Linked DNA regions of Homo sapiens: region 2 is linked to region 1. The links are chromatin loops, found by intact Hi-C in ENCODE. Cell type or tissue: PC-9. All regions are shown on one strand. Links, peaks and the distances in the headings refer to the core of each region. The heading gives the core; the rest is flanking DNA. Region 1 overlaps WDR43 (WD repeat domain 43). Region 2 overlaps SPDYA (speedy/RINGO cell cycle regulator family member A).

What was found. Hi-C counts contacts between places; a loop is a spot of excess contacts. Peaks named below come from ENCODE experiments on the same cell type or tissue, not always from the same donor. Only the 100,000 strongest peaks of a DNase experiment are listed, where the experiment ranks them.
Region 2: it touches region 1 in a loop (3-fold over the local background); 7 of 110 quality-filtered maps call a loop at or near these places.

The regions. Positions count from the first base shown.
Region 1 is chr2:28,931,754-28,937,145 of GRCh38, forward strand. WDR43 (WD repeat domain 43) reads left to right here. Exons shown (of 18, transcript NM_015131.3): 12 at 3,768-3,854; 13 at 5,169-5,200. Among named protein-coding and RNA genes, the nearest start is that of SNORD53B, 6.5 kb to the left of the region's middle. In PC-9, for the core only: no CTCF peak of the experiment used is centred there; no DNase peak of the experiment used is centred there.
Region 2 is chr2:28,819,260-28,824,651 of GRCh38, forward strand. SPDYA (speedy/RINGO cell cycle regulator family member A) reads left to right here. Exons shown (of 8, transcript NM_182756.4): 5 at 3,066-3,151. Among named protein-coding and RNA genes, the nearest start is that of SPDYA, 11 kb to the left of the region's middle. In PC-9, for the core only: CTCF peaks have their summits at 2,274 (motif pointing right) and 2,473; a DNase peak (open chromatin) is centred at 2,292; H3K27ac peaks cover 386 bases.

The sequences.
Region 1 (5,392 bases), core at 208-5,207:
CACTTCTTAAATTGTATAGGTTACTTAGGTAGAAATAATAGAGAAGTGGTTGAATGATGAAAAATTGTGTGCTTGAAAAGTTAGTAAAGAGCATAAAATACACATGCCCTTCCCCCCGCCCTTTTTTTTTTTTTTTTTTAAATGAGACAGGGTCTCACTCTGTCACCCAGGCTGGAAGAGCAGTGTTGCAATTGTAGCTCACTGCATGAACTCCTGGGCTCAAGTGATCCTGCCACCTCAGCCTCCTGAGTATCTGGGACTGCAGGCACGCATCACCATAGCCAGCTAATTTTTAAAATTTTTTTGGTAGAGACAGGGTCTGCTGTGTTGCTCACATTGGTTTCAAAGTCTTGTTCTCAAGTAATCCTCCTGCCTCAGCCTCACAAAGTGCTGGCATAGAATAGCCCTTTCAGAAAATTTTTATTCTATTGATTGATTGATCGATTGTCGCCCAGGCTGGTGTGCAGTGGTGCGGTCTCAGCTCACTGCAACCTCTGCCTCCCAGGTTCAAGCGATTCTCCTGCCTCAGCCTCCTAAGTAGCTGAGATTATGGTTATGTGCCACCACACCCAGCTAATTTTGTATTTTTAGTAGAGACAGGACTTCACTGCGTTTGCCAGGATGGTCTCAGACTCCTGATCTCCGGTCACCTGCCCCTCTTGGCCTCCCAGAATGCTGGGATTACAGGCGTGAGCCACCGTTCCCAGCCAAGTAAACCCTTTTTTAAAAAAGAAAAGAATGGATGTTCTTATAATGTATTACCTAGGAGATTATGCATTTATATATTCTGTACTCTAAAAAGAAAGAGGTTAGTAACATTTTTCTTTCTAAAAACGTTTTCCCCCTTCCCAAAAGCTGCCTTATGAGGATACATAGTTATGAGGATATTAAAAATAGGAACAAAAGAAGAATGTGAGCAGTGACAGGGATACAACATGGCACCTTCCAAGAGGTTAATACTGTCTGTCATAGAAAACCTGACATTAACATTAATGGCATTTGGAAGGTGGAAATGTAACTCAATGAATTAGTGTGTAGCTTATGCAAAAAGAGAAGCGTATTTATGTAATTCATGGCATCCATAGGGGATATTTTTAAATATTTTAAAAAGCATTTAAGTTAAATATTTTTTAACAGTTCCATTTATAGTAGTACCAAAAAATACCTAGGGTATATCTAAAACAGGTAACTGTCTCTACACTGAAAATTATAACAGTTGAGAGAAGTTAATGAAGACCTAAGTAAATAGAGATCTAAGCCCTGTTCATGGGTTAGAATATTCTGTATTTTGGGGTCAAGAATTCTCCCCAAATAATCTATATATTTAATCCATTCTCAATTAAAATTCCAGCAGTCCTTGTCAGCCACCTTCGTAGAAATTGACAAACCTATCCTAAAATTTATGTGGAAATGCAAAGGACATGGAATAACCAAAGAAATGGTAAAATAAAGAGCAAGTTGGAGGAATCACCCAGTTGATTTCAAAATAAAGCTATAGTAGTCAAGATAGTTTGATATTGGTGAAAAAATAAATATAGATTAAGGGGCCAAAACAGAGTCCAGAAATAAACCACATGCAATTGGAAAAAAATGGATCTCAGTTTTATCTCACCTTACACAAAAATCAATGCAAAATAGACCATAGACTTGACTGTAAAACCTAAAACTACAAAACTTCTGGGAAAAAACAGGAGAACATCTTTGTGAACAAGAGTGGGGAAAGATTTCTTAGATATAGCATACAATGCATGAAATGTTAAAGAAAAAATTGGTCATTTGAACCTTATCAAAATTAGAAACTTCTGTTCTTGGAAAAACAGTGTTAGGAGTATAACAAAACAAGCTGAGGGCTGGGAACAAAATATTAGCAACTCATGTTAGACAAAGGATTTGTATCTGGACTTTAAAGCAGTTGGTAAAGGTTTGAATAGACACTTCACAATAGAATTCAAATGGCCAGTAAGCACATGTAAAGGTATTATGCATTATTAATTATCACAGAAAGGCAAATTAAAACCACAGTGAAATAAAGCTTGCACACACCCCTTATAGGTTGATAAAAATGCGAAAGACAGACAATAATACCATCTGTTGGTGAGGATGTAGAGCAGCTGAAATTCAAGTATGTTACTGGTGGGAATGTAAATGGTATAACTACTTTGGAAAACAATTAGTTTATTAAAAATTGAGGATGTATCCACATATGATGGAGCCATTCTGCTGCTAGATATTTACCAGGAGAATAACACACATACGTTCATACAAAGACTTCCTCATGAATGTTCTTTGTAATGGCCCTAAACTGGAAAGAACACATATGTCCTTTAACAGGTGAATGGAGAAACAAATTGTTCATCTAGCAATATAAGTAATGTGTTATTAATAGACCAGTAGTATTCATGAATCTCAAACTAAGGCTGTGAGAAAGAAGCCAAGCAAAAAGTAATATAAATTCCTATTTATATAAAAATTCTGGAAAAGCAGACCAATACATAGTTCAGTAGCTGCCTGGGAATCGGGGTGGAAGGAGGGATACATTTAAAGGGACCCAAGGAGACCCGAGGGTGATACAGTGTTTATTTTTATCATATCATAGTATTTGTTTCATGGGTAAAGAGTATGTCAAACTGATCAAGCAGTACACTTTAAATATATGGTGTTTATTACGCTTCATTTGTACTGCAGTAAAGTTGTAAAAGAAAAATCTTGTCTTCAACACCACCTTCTTAGTAGTTATAACTATGGCTTATAGGTTTGTTTCTTTACATACATCCTTGATGGAAATTAATGAGGCTGACTCCTCTGTTTATTATCATTTCACTTAGTTTGGGATAACGTATTTTTATTTGCTGATTTTAAATTAGAAAATCATTACTAATTACTGAGACCAGGAGGTCAAAGCTGCAGTGAGCTGTGATCATGTCAGTGCACTCCAGCCCAGACAGCAGAATGAGGCCCCTGTTTCAAATAAATACATTAATAGGTTGGAAACTAACTTCCTCTATTTTTGCCTTTTGGTGCCACTGCTGTTTCTATTCTGAGCATATTTATAGCAACAACCATCACCAACAAATACATACACCATTAGAAAGACTCTCTGGAACTAAACCCTTTCAAAAGGACCCTAATTTTCACCTTCTACTTCTGTAAAGCATGTGGGGCTTGAAGAAGTTGAACAACCTGTGCCAGAAGGTGTGCTTCTAAGGGGCAGGACCGGAACTGATCTGCTCTGTGTCCTTTGCTGTAACCCAGTGTGGAGACTGGGTCTCCACCATAGATGTACGCTTAAAGGGTTTTGATTCAAGCTCTCATTATGTCATCTTTTGATTGGCATAAAATTTTACCAAAATTTTGACACCTACTTTAAAAGGATTTCTTGCTTTCTAAGTAATTTTACTGTTTTGCTCACTCTAGGGTGGATACAGCCCAAATTTCATAAAATGGAGGTTTGGGAACATCTTTAAAGTGGCATATGTCTGTATTCAAACGTCTAGAGATGTTTTAATAAAACACAAAGAAGTAAAATTACTTCAGTAATGAAGTAAATTTACTGATACCCAAAGACTGTGCTTGTCTGTTAAGCACAAGACGTAATATAACATACTCCATTCAGTCCCTCCAACCTTTATTTTTGCTAAATTCAGTTTGTAGTTTATTGCCTTGGTCTTAAATGATTTAAAGGATTCATTTTTACAGACTTTTTTTTTTCTGTGATGTCCTTGGTTTGTCAGTATGCTCATCTTAATAATCCTTTTATTTTCTCACAGAAAGTACTTCAAACTAGGAATGTAAACCTTATAAAGAAGACTGTATTAAGGATGCCCCTGCATACTATTATTCCGTTGTTACAAGAGGTAACTGACTGCTTTTTTCATTTCAGCATCCTAATGCCATGAGTTAAATGGAAAATTCAGTAGTTAGAGAAATGGATTTGTAATACGTAAGGACACATGGCATTTAGAGTGAGTAATGGATGGAGGAAAGTACTTTAGACAAAAAAAAAAAAAAAAAAAAAGTGAAATTAATTCCTGGGGCAATGAAAGGAAATGTCATTGGCAGTTTTACCTTTATTCTGCTAATGGCTATTGTGTGTCTGTTTACCTGGAGGCACTTGGAACTTGTGGCACAGAATGCTGTATGTACAGGATATCATCTACATGGGAATAATTGTTGTAAACACCCCAAACATAAAGCTCCCAAATTCTCATTTTGGTTTTTCCCAGTATGTCCTGTGAGGTACCTTAACCTAACACCGAAACCATTTTTATATGTATTGATTTTCTTAATCACAGTTTGGTTGTTAATCTCTGTGACTGGCAGTATGGAATTGGAGGTGGGAGGACTGCTTGAGCCCAGGAGTTTAAGACTGTAATGCGCTATGATTGCACATTTAAATAGCCACTATACTCTAGCCTAGGCAACATAGCAAGACCCCATCTTAAAAAAAAAAAGTATATATAATTTCACTGAAACTTGCCCTACAAGAGTGGGTATAAATTTTTAAAAATTAGGCCTAAAAATAGAGTGTATTCTTTGTAATTAGAAATTATACCTGGATTCCATTTATCTAACATGCTGCTGAAGTATTTTGCAAGTATAGTTACGGTATTAACAGTGTGGGCTGGTGTACCATTATTGGTAAGGGAAAACTCTGTACTTAAAAAAGCAGTGTCTTGTATAGAAAAGGGTGGTCATGTGTTTTTGTAATACTGCCTACTATAAAAATTTGCCTAACCTTGATTTTTTTCTTTGTATTTTAAAAATCGAGATACAATTCACGTAGCATAAAATTTAACTCTTTTAAAGTATACATTTTAGTGTTTTTCAGTATGTTTGCAAGTTGTGCAGTTGTCACCCCAAAAAGAAATCCTTTATCTATTAGCAGTCACTCTCCATTCTTCCTTCTCCCCAGTTGGCTGGCAATCACTAAGCTATTTTCTGTCTGTGGATTTTGCCGGTTCTGGACATTCCTTCATATAAGTCCTATCCTAGACTTTTATCAGCTAATTACTCTGATTATGGGAATGTATTCATAGACTGTATTATGCGGTTTAAAATAGACTACTTATTAGAATAATAATTTCTCAATATTGTCATTGTATCATAGGAATTGACAGCATTGGTTGCCTCTGAAGTGCTGTTGTTAATAGTGTTTTTCTCTCCCTTAGCTTACAAAGAGGTTACAAGGACATCCTAATAGGTAAGATTAAACAGGTGACTTAAAAACAGTGTTGTCTGACAGCATGAAATTAAATATTAGGTGGTTCTGATTTCTAACTAATAAAACTCTTTCAGTGTCAAATATTAACCCCTCGCCACCTCCCTTATTTTAAGTTGAATGATTCTTATTCTTAGCGTTTTATTATAGTTTTCTTTTGCAAAACTCCTAAAT
Region 2 (5,392 bases), core at 238-5,237, 110 kb before region 1:
AAACTTTGGGAGGCTGAGGTGGGTGGATCACTTGAAGCCAGGAGTTGGAGACCAGCCTGGGCAACATAGTGAGACCCCCATCTCTAAAAAATTTAAAAATTAGCCAAGTGTGGTGGCATGCACCTGTAGTTCCAGCCACCCAGCTGAGGTGGGAGGATCACTTGAACCCAGAAGTTGGAGGATACAGTGAGCTTTGATCAATTGTGCCACTGCATTCCAGCTTGGACAATAGAGCAAGACTCTGTCTCTAAACAAATTAATTAAATTTAAAAATTAAAAAAATAAGAGCTAGCCTGCACTGCTCCTTCAAAGCAGAAGCTTTACACATGAATTTCTGGAATTAGCATATAGCATAGATTCAGTCTATACTTAAGGAATTGTAGAATATTATTGATTACATTTAAATGACCTTAAATTTGTATTTGATTGAAAACAGAAATCAAAACAGGTGTGGCAGCTCATGCCTGTAATCCCAACACTGTGGAAGGCCAAGGCGAGAGGATCACTTAAGCCCAGGAGTTCCAAGACCAGCCTTGGCAACATAGGGAGACCTGGTCTCTTAAAAAAAAAAAAAAAAAAAAAAAAAAAAAATATATATATATATATATATATATATATATATATATATATATATATATATATATTTTATCCTGAGGCAGGAGGATTGCTTGAGCCAGGGAGATCAAGGCTGCAGTGAGCTGTGGTACCACCACTGCACTCCAGCCTGGGTGACAGAGCCAGACCCTGTCTCAAAAACGAACAAAAACCAAAGAACCACAAACAGAAAATCAGTATAGACTTAATACATTTTGATCAGTTATTACCTTTTATCAGGCTGTGGAGAAAAAATATTCTGAGATTTACTTTACTAAGGTAGTCTGCATTTTAGTATTTTGTAAGTCAGAGAAAACAAATCTCAGTAATTTGTAGGGTAAAATTAGTTTAACATGTTGTTTAGGAATCAGTGTTTCATAAAAGAATGTCTGACTTACACACTGGGAGCAGCGATGTTTCTATATTCTTTAGATTTTGTTGAATGGTTAAAATTTCAGCTTTGTCGCTCATACCTGTGATCCTAGCGCTTGGGATGCTGAGGCGGGCAGATCACCTGAAGTCAGGAGTTCAAGACCAGCCTGGCCAACATGGAGAAACCCTGTCTCTACTAAAAATACAAAAATTAGCCAGGTGTGGTGGTGCGCACCCATAGTCCCAGCTACTCGGGAGGCTGAGACAGGAGAATTGCTTGATCCCAGAAGGCAGAGGTTGCAGTGAGCCGAGACCGAGCCACTGCACTCCAGCCTGGGCGACAGATCGAGACTCTGTCTCAAAAAAATAATAATAATAAAATAAAATTTCAGCTTTGTATTTTTCAATTTTTTTCTTTTAGAAAAATATTTCTCGTGCTAAGAATTTTCAGCTTTGTAAATGCCATTTTGTACCAAGCAGTCATATTTGAAAATTAAGCGTGACTTTACATCACTACTAGCCAACAGTAAAGGGAATGAGTGGAAGGTTAGCTTGTGATTAAATACAAAGTACTGGGGTGAAGATTTTTATTTAAGCTTAAGATGACAGGGATACACTAGAAGAAGGTTTATAAAATTTTTTAAATTTCATTTTGGAAAATTTAAAACATACACAATTTGAAGTAAATAGAATAGAACAAAGAGCCTCCATATGCATCTCATCTAGCTACAATAGATCAACTGTGGCTGTTCTTGTTTCTTCTAATGCCTCTCACCAAAAACGATTATTTTGAAGCTGATCCCAGACATCCTAACATTTTATCCATAAATATTTCACAATATATCACTAAAAGTTAAGAGCTGTTTTAAAACAATTACAATGTCATAGAACTTTTAAAATTAACAGTAATGCTGTAATATCAAATATACAATTCATGTGGAGTTATGATGTGATTTTTTTTTTTTCTTTTTCTTTTTTTTTTTTTTTTTTTTGAGATGGAGTCTCACTCTGTCATCCAGGCTGGAGTGCAGTGGCGTGATCTCAGCTCACTGCAACCTCCGCCTCCCGGGTTCAAGCAATTCTCCTGCCTCAGCCTCCCAAATGTCTGGGATTACAGGCATGTGCCACCACGCCCGGCTAATTTTTCTGTATTTTTAGTAGAGATGGGGGTTTTACCATATTGGCCAGCCTGGTCTTGAACTCCTGACCTTGTGATCCACCCGCCTCGACCTCCCAAAGTGCTGGGATTACAGGTGTGAGCCACTGCGCCCGTCAGGAAGTTTTAAACTTTATGGTTTTAAGGTGCAGTAAAGTTGTTGTGCAGAAGGGGGCAGTGTTGGAAAAGTAACTACCTGGAGTACTGTCTTAACACGATCTCAAGAGTACTTTACTGGAAGTTACTGTGAAAACTTGGTATCACCTTTGTGGCAAATCCTGTTACAATAGGATGAATAAATGTCTTACGAGAGATAATCTGATACATTATTATAACTTGTTTTTAATTTGAACAGACAGAACCTGGCATATGTGCTAATAATCAGGCTAGAGATGTATCTTTCTAATAATACATTTAAAACACATTCTCCCCATGAAAATACAGCCATGTTATTCTAATTTCTGAAGTCATTTGGAAATCATTTTAAAAAGTTATTTTAAAAAGTGAGTATGGATGTCTGTAACTAAAAGGGTTTAGAAAAATTATATATACACATACATACACACAAATAGAGATAGCAAACATGGCAAATTTGGTGCATCTAAGTGAGGATGCATGGCTGTTCATTTTGCTGTTATTTCAGTTTCTGTATAGGTTTGAAATTTAAATTAGATAAAAGTGGGATTTTAGCTCAAACTATTGGCAATAATAAAATTTAGGAGTCCATTCTAGTTTATAATGATATAATAAATAGTCAAGAATTACTTTTCACTGTTCACATGGTGGATTACAGGAATCCAAAAATTAAGTACACAATTCTATAATAAGTAACACTTTATTGTTTTAGCTTATTCATCAGAAAATTTTAAAGTTAACTATTTTAAAGCAGTTTTATTTATGAAAGCAAAACATTAATATTAATTTTTAACTTTTTTCCTTATAGTATCTTTTGGCTATGACCTTTGTTTATTTCAAGAGGGCTAAATTTACTATAAGTGAGCATACCAGGATAAATTTCTTTATTGCTCTGTAAGTATACTTTCTACTAAGTGATTGTTGTGTTATCTATTATATACATTACACCTTATTTAAAACAGAGGCTATTTAAAACCTTATGTATATCTTTGAATAGGCCTTCCTGTATAAATGCTGTATGTTTTTTACTTTAATAGGATATTTTTATGTTTTTTTCACTTATCATGCTATATGCCTAAGATTTCCTTTTTTATTTATTTATTTATTTTTGAGAAGGAATCTCGCTGTGTTGCCAGGCTGGAGTGCAGTGGCACAATCCTGACTCACTGCAACCTCTGACTCCCTGGTTCAAGTGATTATCCTGCCTCAGCCTCCCAAGTAGCTGAGATTACAGCCACGTGCCACCACGCTCAGCTAATTTTTGTATTTTTAGTAGAGACGGGGTTTCACCATGTTGGCCAGGATGGTCTTGATCTCCTGACCTCGTGATCTGCCCGCCTCGGCCTTCCAAGGTGCTGGGATTACAGGTGTGAGCCACTGCGCCTGGCCAAGATTTCTTGGAGTATTCCTCTTCAATTTGTATTGCATGTTTTACATTTTTCAGAATGCTTCCATATAAATTATCCCAAATTCTCCTCTTTGTGACTTAGATATTTTTTAAAACCAGAATATTCTCTGAAATTTTCAATTAATATATAGTAAAAATCACCATCATCATTGCCCTTTTACATTGAACAACTTGTGGAAAATGCTCTAAACATAGTCTTTGTGGACCTATATCTATAACATAGTCATTATTCGTATTTGATACCATTGGTATTCACTGGCTCTTTTACTAAACACACTGAGCTGTGACAAAGGAATACAGTTGTTTTCCAGTTCTTCCACTGACTTTAGTTTATATTCATTGTGATCTGTGAAATGGTTTTCCAATCTATAGGTCAGAATACATTTGGAATTTGCATTATTTAAGAATATGTTTCTGGCCAGGCACGGTGGCTCACGCCTGTAATCCCAACACTTTGGGAGGCCGAGGCGGGTGGATCATCTGAGGTCAGGAGTTCGATACCAGCCTGGCCAACATGGTTGAAAGCCTGTCTCTACTAAAAATACACAAGTTAGCTGGGCGTGGTGGTGGGCACCTATAATCCCAGCTACTCGGTAGGCTGAGGCAGGAGAATCGCTTGAACCCGGGAGGTGGAGGTTGCAGTGAGCCGAAATCACACCACTGCACTCCAGCCTGGGAGACAGAGCAAGACTCCGTCTCAGGAAAGAAAAAAAAAAAAAGAGTATATTTCCTTTTCTACCCTATAGCTGGATATAATGCTGTAGTTGGGAATGCATGAATATATATATATATATATATATATATATATATATATATATATAAAATTTTTTTTTTTTTTTGAGATGGAGTCTCACTCTGTCACCCAGGCTGGAGTGCAGTGGCGTGATCTTGGCTCACTGCAACCTCTGCCTCCCGGGTTCAAGCAATTCTCCTGCCTCAGCTTCCCAAGTAGCTGGGATTACAGGCTCCCACCACCACGCCCAACTAATTTTTTGTGTTTTTAGTAGAGATGAGGTTTTACCACGTTGGCCAGGCTGGTCTCGAACTCCTGACCTCAAGTGATCCGCCTGCCTCAGCCTCCCAAAGTGCTAGGATTACAGGCGTGAGCCACCGCGCCCAGCCATATGAATATAATTTTAAGTGTTTACCTAGAGAACACATATAAAAAATATTTAAGTTGAATACCACAATAGCTGTCAGCACTGAAGGTAAAGTTTTTACTCAAAGTGTATTTAATTCAGAATCAAAGAGTTATTAAAGAAATAGGACTAGGCTGGGTACAGTGGCTTACGCCTGTAATCCCAGCACTTTGGGAGGCTGGGGCGGAAGGATTGCTTCAGGCTGGAAGTCCAAGACCAGCCTGGACAACATAGTAAGTCTCTACACAAATAAAAATAAAAAAATTAGCCAGGCATGGTGGCATGTGCCTGTAGTGCCAGCTACTTGGGAGGCTGAGATGAAGAGGATCACTTGAGCCCAGGAGTTCAAGGCTGCAGTGAGCTATGATCACCACTATACTCCAGCCTGGGCAACAGAGCAAGATGCTGTCAGGAGAAAAAAAAAAAAACAAAAAAAAAAAACAGGACTAGAAGAAACTGATTTCTTTTTTCTTTTTCTTTTCTTTCTTTCTTTTTTTTTTTGTGACAGAGTCTCTCTCTGTTGCCCAGGCTGGAGTGCAGTGGCATTATCTCAGCTTGCTGCAACCTCCACCTCCCAGGTTCAAGCAA